Linked DNA regions of Homo sapiens: region 1 is linked to region 2. A link is a contact called in ENCODE Hi-C or POLR2A ChIA-PET data. All regions are on one chromosome and are shown on one strand. The core of a region is the stretch at or near the end of the contact, and the rest is flanking DNA. Distances in the headings are between cores, read along the strand shown. Region 1 has its middle 3.7 kb from the start of MIR4645. Region 2 has its middle 24 kb from the start of SERPINB1.

Region 1 (4,728 bases), core at 1,219-3,718, 39 kb before region 2:
GAGGGAGTGGGCTCCAGCCTTGGCCAGCCCAGAAAGGGGCTCCCACAGTGCAGTGGGGGGGCCGAAGGGCTCCTCAAATGCCACCAAAGTGGGATCCCAGGCAGAGGAGGTGCCGAGAGCAAGAGAGGGCTCTGAGAACTGCCAGCACGCTGTCACCTCCCACTTTGACCAACGTCTCCCCATTCCCGTGTTCCCCAGCCCCAGGCAAGCCGCTTTCTACTCTCTGCTTTCATGAGTTCTAGTTTAGATTCCAGATATCAATGAAATCATTCAGTATTTGTCTTTCTGTGCCTGGGCCTGGTTTATTTCACTTAGCATAATGTTTTCTAAGTTCATCCATGTCGAAAATGACAATTTTTTTTTAAGATTGGATAATATTCCACCAGATATATGTATACCACACTTTCTGTAGCCATTCATTCATGGACAGACACTTGGCTTGTTTTCATATCTTGGCCATTGTGAATAGTGCTCCAATGAACATGGGAGTGTAGATACCACTTCAAGGTAAGGATTTCATTTCCTTTGGAGATATACCCAGTAGTGAAATTGCTGGATCATACGGTAATTCTATTTTTAATTTTTTGCGGGACTTCCATACTGTTTCCCTGAATGCTTGTACTAATTTAAATTCCCAGCAACAGTGTGCAGGTGTTCCCTTCCTCCACATCTGGACCAGCCCTTGTTATCTTACTTGTTTTTTTTTAAATTTATTTATCATGTTATTTGATTTTTAGAACAACTCTAAGCCATGGACAAAGCGGAAGCCATTACCTTCCTTTCACAAATGAGGAATGGAGGACAAAGGTTTAGAAACCTTTGTCCACTAGACACTTGACACTAGACACTTGTCTAAGATCACACAGATAGGAGACTTAAATTTAGATGTTTGATGACGCAGAGATACAGACAACAGGAAGAGGATGGAGGTTAAACCCAAAAGCTCAAGCAAAGGGCTGCTGAGCTGAGCATCTGTGAGGCTGTACTACACTGAAGGGCCTGCATGAGCGACGGTGTGGAGGGAGAAGACCCATAAGACAGTTACCAGAGGGACCAGCCCAGACAGAGAAGGGGCAGGGGACAGAGCCATTCAGCTGGAGCCATACTGAAGAGGAGTTGGAACTTTTTCCAGGGCCATCATTTATGATCAGTGGAGTCACATGATCTCCTTGGAGGCTGGGACACTGCTTAATCCTTTCTCATCTCCCCAGAACCTAACCTGATATTTGGCACTGTAATAGAAAGTGCACAACAAATGTTTATTGTCCAAACCAGCGGGGATCTCTGGCTCCGAGGATGATCTGGCAGCAGAAGGAGGCTGGTTTGGGTGTGGGGAAGAGGTAGGGTGGGTCAAACAGAGGTGGGGCCATGAGAAAGGGGCATTCACTCAGAGAACCACTGTCAGCTGGAGAAAAACAAAATGAAACCAAACTATTTTTCCCAGGCCTTGAGGCAGAACTTTCTTTTTCTAGAAGCCAGATGAAAGAAAGAAGAGACCAGGCATGGTGGCTTATGCCTGTAATCCCAGCACTTTGGGAGGCTGGGGTGGGCAGATCACAAGGTCAAGAGATCAAGACCAGCCTGACCAATATGGTGAAACCCCATCTCTACTAACATTACAAAAATTAGCCAGGCATGGTTGCGTGTGCCTGTAATCCCAGCTACTCGGGAGGCTGAGGCAGGAGAATTGCTTGAACCCGGGAGGCAGAGGTCGCAGTGAGCCCAGATCCCGCCACTGCACTCCAGGCTGGGAAACAAAGCAAGCCTCTGGCTCAAAAAAAAAAAAAAAAAAAGTACAGGAAGCAGAGAGGGGGTGAGAGGAAGGGAGAAACAGGGTGGAAGGGGGAGGGGGAGGGAGAGGGGGAGACAGGAAGAGGAGCAAAGATAGCAATTCTTAAGGCCTGTTATCTATTAGTTACCCTTGCCTTGGCGGCAGACACAGCTGAGTCCTAACGCAGACTTTTCCATATCCCCTCTCCCGCCTCAACAGTGATCTCTCCTCCCACTTCGAGAGTTAATTCAGTGCTGCTTTAGCTTTACGCCCCCATGAAAACAGGAAAACGGTTTGCAGCTTTATCATAACCTTGCTTATGTCTGTTGTTGTATGTCTCAAATACCCTGTCCTCAGGAAGGCCCACCAACGCTGGCCGGCCTCCAAGCACCCGGGCCTCTGCTCATGTACAGCTCCTGAACTGCCCTGCCTCTGAGTTACTGTAAGTCCCCGCCCACTCGAGAGCACACGACCAGTCTCACCCCCAATTTTAAAATGGCAGCCCCCTTGCCTTTATTTATAGACAGGTGCTTTCCAATCCTTAAGTGATTTTTTAGTGAACAGGTCATAAAGTTTCCTGTCATGGCATGAGGTGGAGGGGACAGCCCTCAGAGAGGGGTGTGGGGACCGTGGCTGGCGGTCACATCACACCGGCCTCTCCCGCCTGCAGCCTTGCCCTTTGCAGATGACTCAGGTGGGGAAAGCTCAGAAGGAAAGCCACCAAGTCCGGATGCCCCACCCCACACGCAGAATCTAGCTTCTCAGGGAAAGCAAGAAGGGGATGCTTCAGGGGACTTTGCTGAGGCCAACCTTTGGCATCTTTTTTGAAAAGACATTTGTGTCCGTTTGCTCATTTTTTTCATGATCAAGGAGGGTCCTCCCAGGCTGCCCTTGGCGGACCCCTTTCCTTGTACCCCGTCCACCTTGTCCTCTGGCTTCCAGCGGGTCCACTCCTCTTTCCTGCTTCCTAAACCTCGCCCAGAGCCTGCGACCCTCTCACCCTGGCCCAAACTCCCAGACACAGATTTGCAGCAGCGCAGCCAATGATGTTTTCTTTATGTGACTTCCTGGGACACTGCTTAGTGCCTCCTCCCATGTCTTCCTTGGGCTGCAGCATCTCTCAGGGCTCACAGAGGCCCCTCTAACTCCAAGGGGACTTCTTGGTCTGTTTCACAGGCCAGGAGACGGTGTTCGGATACATCCCCGCTGTATGTTTCATCCATGGCAGTCTGGCCTTCCCATGAAGAGCCTCTGTGTGAGCAAATTGAAAATAGGGCTTCTTGCCCCAACCTTCCATGGAAATGGCTATGGTTTCAGTCTCCATAAAGGTTACTTGCTCTTTTTCTGAAAATCCAAAAGGACAGTGTTAACTCTTTGTACAAATTGCACTGGCCATTTGGTCTTAGCGCAAACTTTTTGGACCATGTTTCATTTTCGTTTTGAGGTGAAAGAAAATATCAAAGCCTCCTAGCATTTTGAAACTCCTCAAATATCAAGTGCAAAACTGCTGATGGGATCAAAGATGCCGGCTAAATTCTTGGCCAATAAGATAAGACTCTTTCCTGTCAACTGACAAGCAATACATGAATATGTGCAGGGTAGCTGATAATCTATGAAATTATCGGCTGGGTACAGTGGCTCACGCCTGTAATCTCAGCACTTTGGGAGGCCAAGGTGGGTGGATCACCTTAGGTCAGGAGTTCGAGACCAGCCTGGCCAACATGCTGAAACCCTGTCTCTACTAGAAATACAAAAATTAGCCAGGCATGGTGGCAGGCACCTGTAGTCCCAGATACTTGGGGAGGCTGAGGCAGGAGAATGGCTTGAACTCGGGAGGTGGAGCTTGCAGTGAGCCAAGATCGTGCCACTGCACTCCAGCCTGGGCAACAGGGTGAGACTCCATCTAAAAAAAAAAGAAAAAAAAGAAATTACCACCAATTACTAACTAGTAACTAATAAGTTACTTGAAATGAACTTGATCCTTGTCTTAAACCAGTGGTGGGGTACAGGAAACTTGAAGATTCTTGAGCTGCAGCCCTGTTTTGATTTGTAGTTTTTGTTGCAATATACACCTCTCTACTAGGCACAGGTGACACATGGGAGCTTGTGTCGACATGTGGGAGCCCTGTACAGGGTCCAGACCTTGAGGTGCCAGGCAGCAGAGCCTGTGGCTGGGAATGGGGGTGCGTGGGGCTTATCTTGGGCCTCACATAGGGCCTCAAAGTTAAAATGTTGAAATTATTTCCTAGTAATCTTACTATACTTAGAGTCACAGAGACAGATACACTGAAAAGACGGACAGAAATTACTTTAATGATAAAAGTTAAGCTCATGTTCCATGAAAGAAATGCCATAAGAATGTTTTCTAAATCCTATGCTTAACTTCGGAATAGCGCAATTAGATTGCATTGCATTTTTGAAAGATCACTTGTTAAATACAAAATTTTAAAACATACCACAATATTTGGCACTTCATTTTCTTTATTAAACAAGGAGACTCAGAAAATCATAGTGGCCTGGGCCCATGTGAACCTCTGTGAAAGCCTCCCACAGGGAGAGAGGACTGGGATGCCATGGTCCTAGGTGGGAATGGGGGGAGCAGTGTAGGCCTCGGTGCGGACCCAATGCTGGGGCCCTAAGGCTCTCTCCTCTTTTCTTCCAGGTGGAAAATGAGCTTATATATGAAGAAGTCAGCGAGTGGACAAAGCCAGGCGCAATGGATAGCAAAGATGTGGAAGTCTCCTCGATTCAAGTTACAAGAAAACCGCAGCATGGAGTCTGCTCTCAGCTGTTGGGGAATTACCGATGCCTTTGACTAAGTCAAGACTGACTTTTCCAGAATATCACCCAAGAGATAGAGCCGTCCCTGTCCAAGTTTGTGCGCTAGCCCTTCATGGAGGTCAGAGAGGAAGAAACAAAGGCAGCTGTGGCCTCGGCGGTCACAGTGTCAGAACGCA
Region 2 (4,254 bases), core at 275-2,774:
ATATCTCATACTACAAAGTGCTGAAGTGACAGGAACTTTTCTAAGTTCTAGGAGCGTATTTAATCCTCTCAACAATCTGATGAATTGGGTATGACCTGCGTCCTCATTTTACGGACGGTGACACTGAGACACACGATGTTAGGCACGTTGCCAACAGTCACAAAGGGCCAGGGTTCAACATAGACTGTCTGGCCCCAAAGCCTGTGCTCTTTTCTTTTTTTAATTTGTATTTACTTATCTATTTTCATCCTTTAAAAAATAATTTTATTTTGGATTCAGGGGTGCATCTGCAGGTTTGTTCCATGAATGTATTGCATGATACTTAGGTTTGGGGTGTGTGTATACCATATTTTCATTATCTAATCCACTGTTGATGGGCACCTGGGTTGAATCCATATCGTTGCTATTATGAATAGTGCTGCAATAAACATCCGAGAGCACGTGTCTGTCTTATAGATTGATTTGTTTTCCTTTGGGTATATACCCATTAATGGGATTGCTGGGTCACTTGGTAGTTCTGTTTTAGGTTCTTTGAGAAGTCTCCAAGCTGCTTTCTACAGTGGCTGAACTAATACACATTCTCACCAGCAGTGTATAAATTTTCCCTTTTCTCCTCAGCCTCACCAGCATTAGTTGTTTTTTGCAAAGTCTGTGCTCTTACCCACTTTACTGCCCCCAGCATAACTCAGGCTGGTGAGGGAGGTGTGACACTTCTTCATGTGCTTAAGGCAGCCTGTGGCAGACCAAAATCTACTACGCATCTTGAAGATTGTTGCTCAGATCCACGTATTAATGTTTCTGAATACTGGAAACTGTGCTCGTGGCTGGGGACCAGGAATAAGTATAGTGGAGTCCTTGCTGGCAAGGAGTCCTTTAACAGAGGAAAAAGACAGGGCAGGGTATGACATAAAGACCAGATTCTATTTGGAGCTGTTGACTCAAAGAGCAAAAGGAGATGGCCGTTAGCGTATCAGACATAGAAGCCATATTCCCCATGGGCAAAAATGAAGAATGTTCTGTAAGGGTCCTTCAAGCTATACCACCCTGTGGTCCTCACTAGTGTTCATGGTCCTGTTAAGGGATGGGACACACTGGCCAAATGCTGGTGATCAAGCCAGCAAAGCTTCACCAGGCAGGCAAAACAAGGTATCTGGCATAATTTGGATACATCACATCACTGCAGTTCATTGTGCTGAGTAAAAATATTACACACAGACCAGGTTTGTAATAAAAACAAAATATAAAAATACAAAAGCCACAAAATGTCCCAGCTGGCAGAGACTGCACTCCAAATGGGAGGGATCCTAGGCAGGAAGCACAGTTCATATTTATGGAACAGAACGGGACAGCTAGATGCTTTGGTTCTTTGGGGGAAGTATTTAGCCTAACCCAATCACAACATATATATTTTCTAACTCAGGGATTCATGAGTTATTTTCATAGATTGCTCATGGTTATTACCGAAGGTTGCTCTGTCTCTTTGAAACCAACCATGTTGCCGGGCAACAGCTTCCTTGTTGATTTCATTTCTCCTCTTATCATTGTCTCAGTAACTTCAGCAAATCTATCCATATTCTGCTCTCTCCCACACAAAATAAAGTCCCTTTACATTCCTGAATTATGAGGCAGCAGAAGTAAAAAGTGATAGATTCATCAAGCTTAATTATAAGATAAGATGCTGGATATTTTACTGCTATTTCTGCAGTCTCAGCTTTGGTTTGAGTTTGAAGCATTATGGGTCAAAATTCCTAATGATTTTTGAAAATGCCACCTGTGAGGTCTGTGGCAGAGCAAGCAGTTATACTGGGGGAAAGCAAAAATAAACTTTCAGCGTTCAGGTTCATGTGCTGTAAGTGATTTGGTCAGAACTGGATTTTCCTGGAGAGCAGGAAGGTTATGATAACCTTTGAATTTTCAACACAAATCAACAAGGCGTGTTTCCTTTTTATAGTGGTAAAAATGTTGGAGGATTTGGGAACACTGAGTGTTTATTGTACCTGAAACCAGGCTCATCTAAGCCAAGAAGAAATGTTGATAGTCTATAGCTGTTCCCGGAGGAGTCCAGTTCCTCTGCTTCCGGAGATCTTGCTTATGTAACTCTGACTAATGCCTGAAATTCCATGGCTAAGCTACACCCTGTTACCTTAAAATCTTGAGTCTTCTTTACTATAAAAATGCTTACTACAGGAATGATGGTCTTTAGCCACCTTTTACATCTTAGTAAAGATTAGTCATTTATATCTTTGTAGGAATGAAGAATCTGAGAGTGAAATATGAGTGGCAAGAAAGACAGAATGAAGGCACTGCACTCTGGATAAAATGACAAAATAACAGGCCTGAAGCACAGACTTTGGAGAAAACACTGGCCCTAAGACTGTCCCTAATTTGAGCACCCTAGTTTTCTAATGACTTACATAAATACCTGAATGCACAGATACCAGACAATACAGACTTATTTTGATTCCTCCTTCTTCTTCACCAGCACCCAATCCTCATCAACCACAAAGCTATAAAGAACTACAGATTCTCTTCCTCCTAAACCAATTCTAGTCCATGCACATAACAAAAGATCAAAATACATCGAGCAAAAACTGAAAGAACTGAAAGAAGAGACAGATAAACCCACTATTATAGTAAGAGATTGTAGTACATGTCTCTCAATAAATGAAAGAACAAACAGACAGAAAATCAGTAAAGATACAGAAGACTTGAACAACACTACCAACCAAATTGACCTCATTGACATGTATAGAACACTCTGTCTATCCAACAACAGCAGAATACACATTTTTCTCAAGGTACATGGGACACTGAGCAAGATACACCATATTTTGGACCACAAAACGAGTCTTAATACATTTAAAATTATACAAATCATAAAAAGTTTTTTCTGACCACAATAGAATTACAATAGAAATCAGTAACAGAAAGATATCTAGAAAAATCCTCTATGTAAAAACCAAACAATGCACTCTAAAGTAACCCACAGGAGAGGAAATGAAAATAAATCAAAAAGCACTTTGAAGTGAATTTAATTTTTAAAGTGAAAAAAATGACATATCAAAATTCATGGTATGCAGCTAAAGTAATGCTTAGAGGGAAATTAAAGTATCAAATGTCTATGATAGAAAAAAGAAAGGTCTCAAATTGATGATCTAAGCTTCTATGCTTAGAAGTTAGAAAAGAAAAATAATCCCAAAGTAAGGAGAAGAAGGAAATAATAAATATAAGAGCTGAAGTCAATCAAATAGAAAGCAGACTAAAAAAATAGAGAAAATCAACAAAGCTAGAAGCTGGTTCTCTAAGAATAGAAATAAAATTGATAAATCTCTAGCCAGATTGAACAGGAAAAAAAGACGCAAATTTCACATATCAGAAATGAAACAAAGGACATCACAAGATATTCTACAGACAATAAGAAAATATAATTACAAACTTTGTACTAACACTAATTCAACAACTTTGATGAATGAGTACATTTATTGAAATATAACTATCAAAGCTCACTAAAAATAAATCAATACCCTAACTATCAATTAAAGGAGTTGAATTTGTAACTAAACATCTTCCCATCAAGAGAACTCCAGGCCCAGATACTTTCATTGCTGAATTCTACTGAAAATTTAAAGAATAAATAATAATTTTATATAAACTCTCCCAGAAAGTTGAAAAGAATGAAACACTTCCCACTAATTATACAAGGCCAATATTACCATGATACCAAAACCAAAGACATTACAAGAAAGGAATACTAGACACTAAGATATATTATGATGCAGATGCAAAAATTATTAGTTAGATTTTAGCAAGTCAAACACAGCAATATACAAAAAGATAATACCTGGTGATCCAATGGGGTTTACCTCAGGAATGCAAGGTTGGTTTGACACTCAGAAATCAATCAAAGCACAATAAAAAAAATGAAGGCAATTCACCATATTGACAGATTAAAAACAAAATACTATGTTCATGACTATCTCAATATGATCATCTGGATACAGAAGAAGTGTTCAAAAATTAAACATCTATTCATACTAATACTCTACTTTCAACAATCTAGAAAGAGAAGAGAGGGCATCTCTTCTCTTTCTAGTGGCTCATACCTGTAACCTCAGCACTTTGAGAGGTGGAGGTAGGAGGATTGCTTGGGGACAGGAGTTGGAGACCAGCCTGGGCAACACAGTGAGACCCTCTCTTTACAAAAATTTTAAAAATTAGCCTGGCATGGTGGCTGCACCTGTAGTCCTACCTACT

What was found. Hi-C counts contacts between places; a loop is a spot of excess contacts on that map. ChIA-PET counts read pairs that join two places held with the same protein, here RNA polymerase II (POLR2A). Pooled maps may share reads with other maps.
Region 1: a pooled map shows a loop between it and region 2 (5-fold over the local background). The contact joins two enhancer-like sites. A Hi-C loop is called at or near these places in 10 of 168 maps with a recorded cell type or tissue (Caco-2, HCT116, HepG2 and 7 more), 1 of 37 single-sample maps with no recorded cell type and 12 of 50 pooled maps. POLR2A ChIA-PET finds 5 or more read pairs at or near these places in 25 of 52 experiments (A673, AG04450, BJ and 19 more).

The regions. Positions count from the first base shown.
Region 1 is chr6:2,855,396-2,860,123 of GRCh38, reverse strand. It overlaps the pseudogene SERPINB9P1. Among named protein-coding and RNA genes, the nearest start is that of MIR4645, 3.7 kb to the right of the region's middle. RefSeq lists an enhancer at 966-1,545. Within about 2 kb of position 2,468, at least 23 of the 41 ENCODE cell types and tissues checked have a DNase peak (open chromatin) inside an H3K27ac peak, as active enhancers do; they include PC-3 and endothelial cell of umbilical vein, where a contact is called at or near this core.
Region 2 is chr6:2,815,966-2,820,219 of GRCh38, reverse strand. No RefSeq gene overlaps it. Among named protein-coding and RNA genes, the nearest start is that of SERPINB1, 24 kb to the left of the region's middle. Within about 2 kb of position 1,524, at least 9 of the 41 ENCODE cell types and tissues checked have a DNase peak (open chromatin) inside an H3K27ac peak, as active enhancers do; they include PC-3 and endothelial cell of umbilical vein, where a contact is called at or near this core.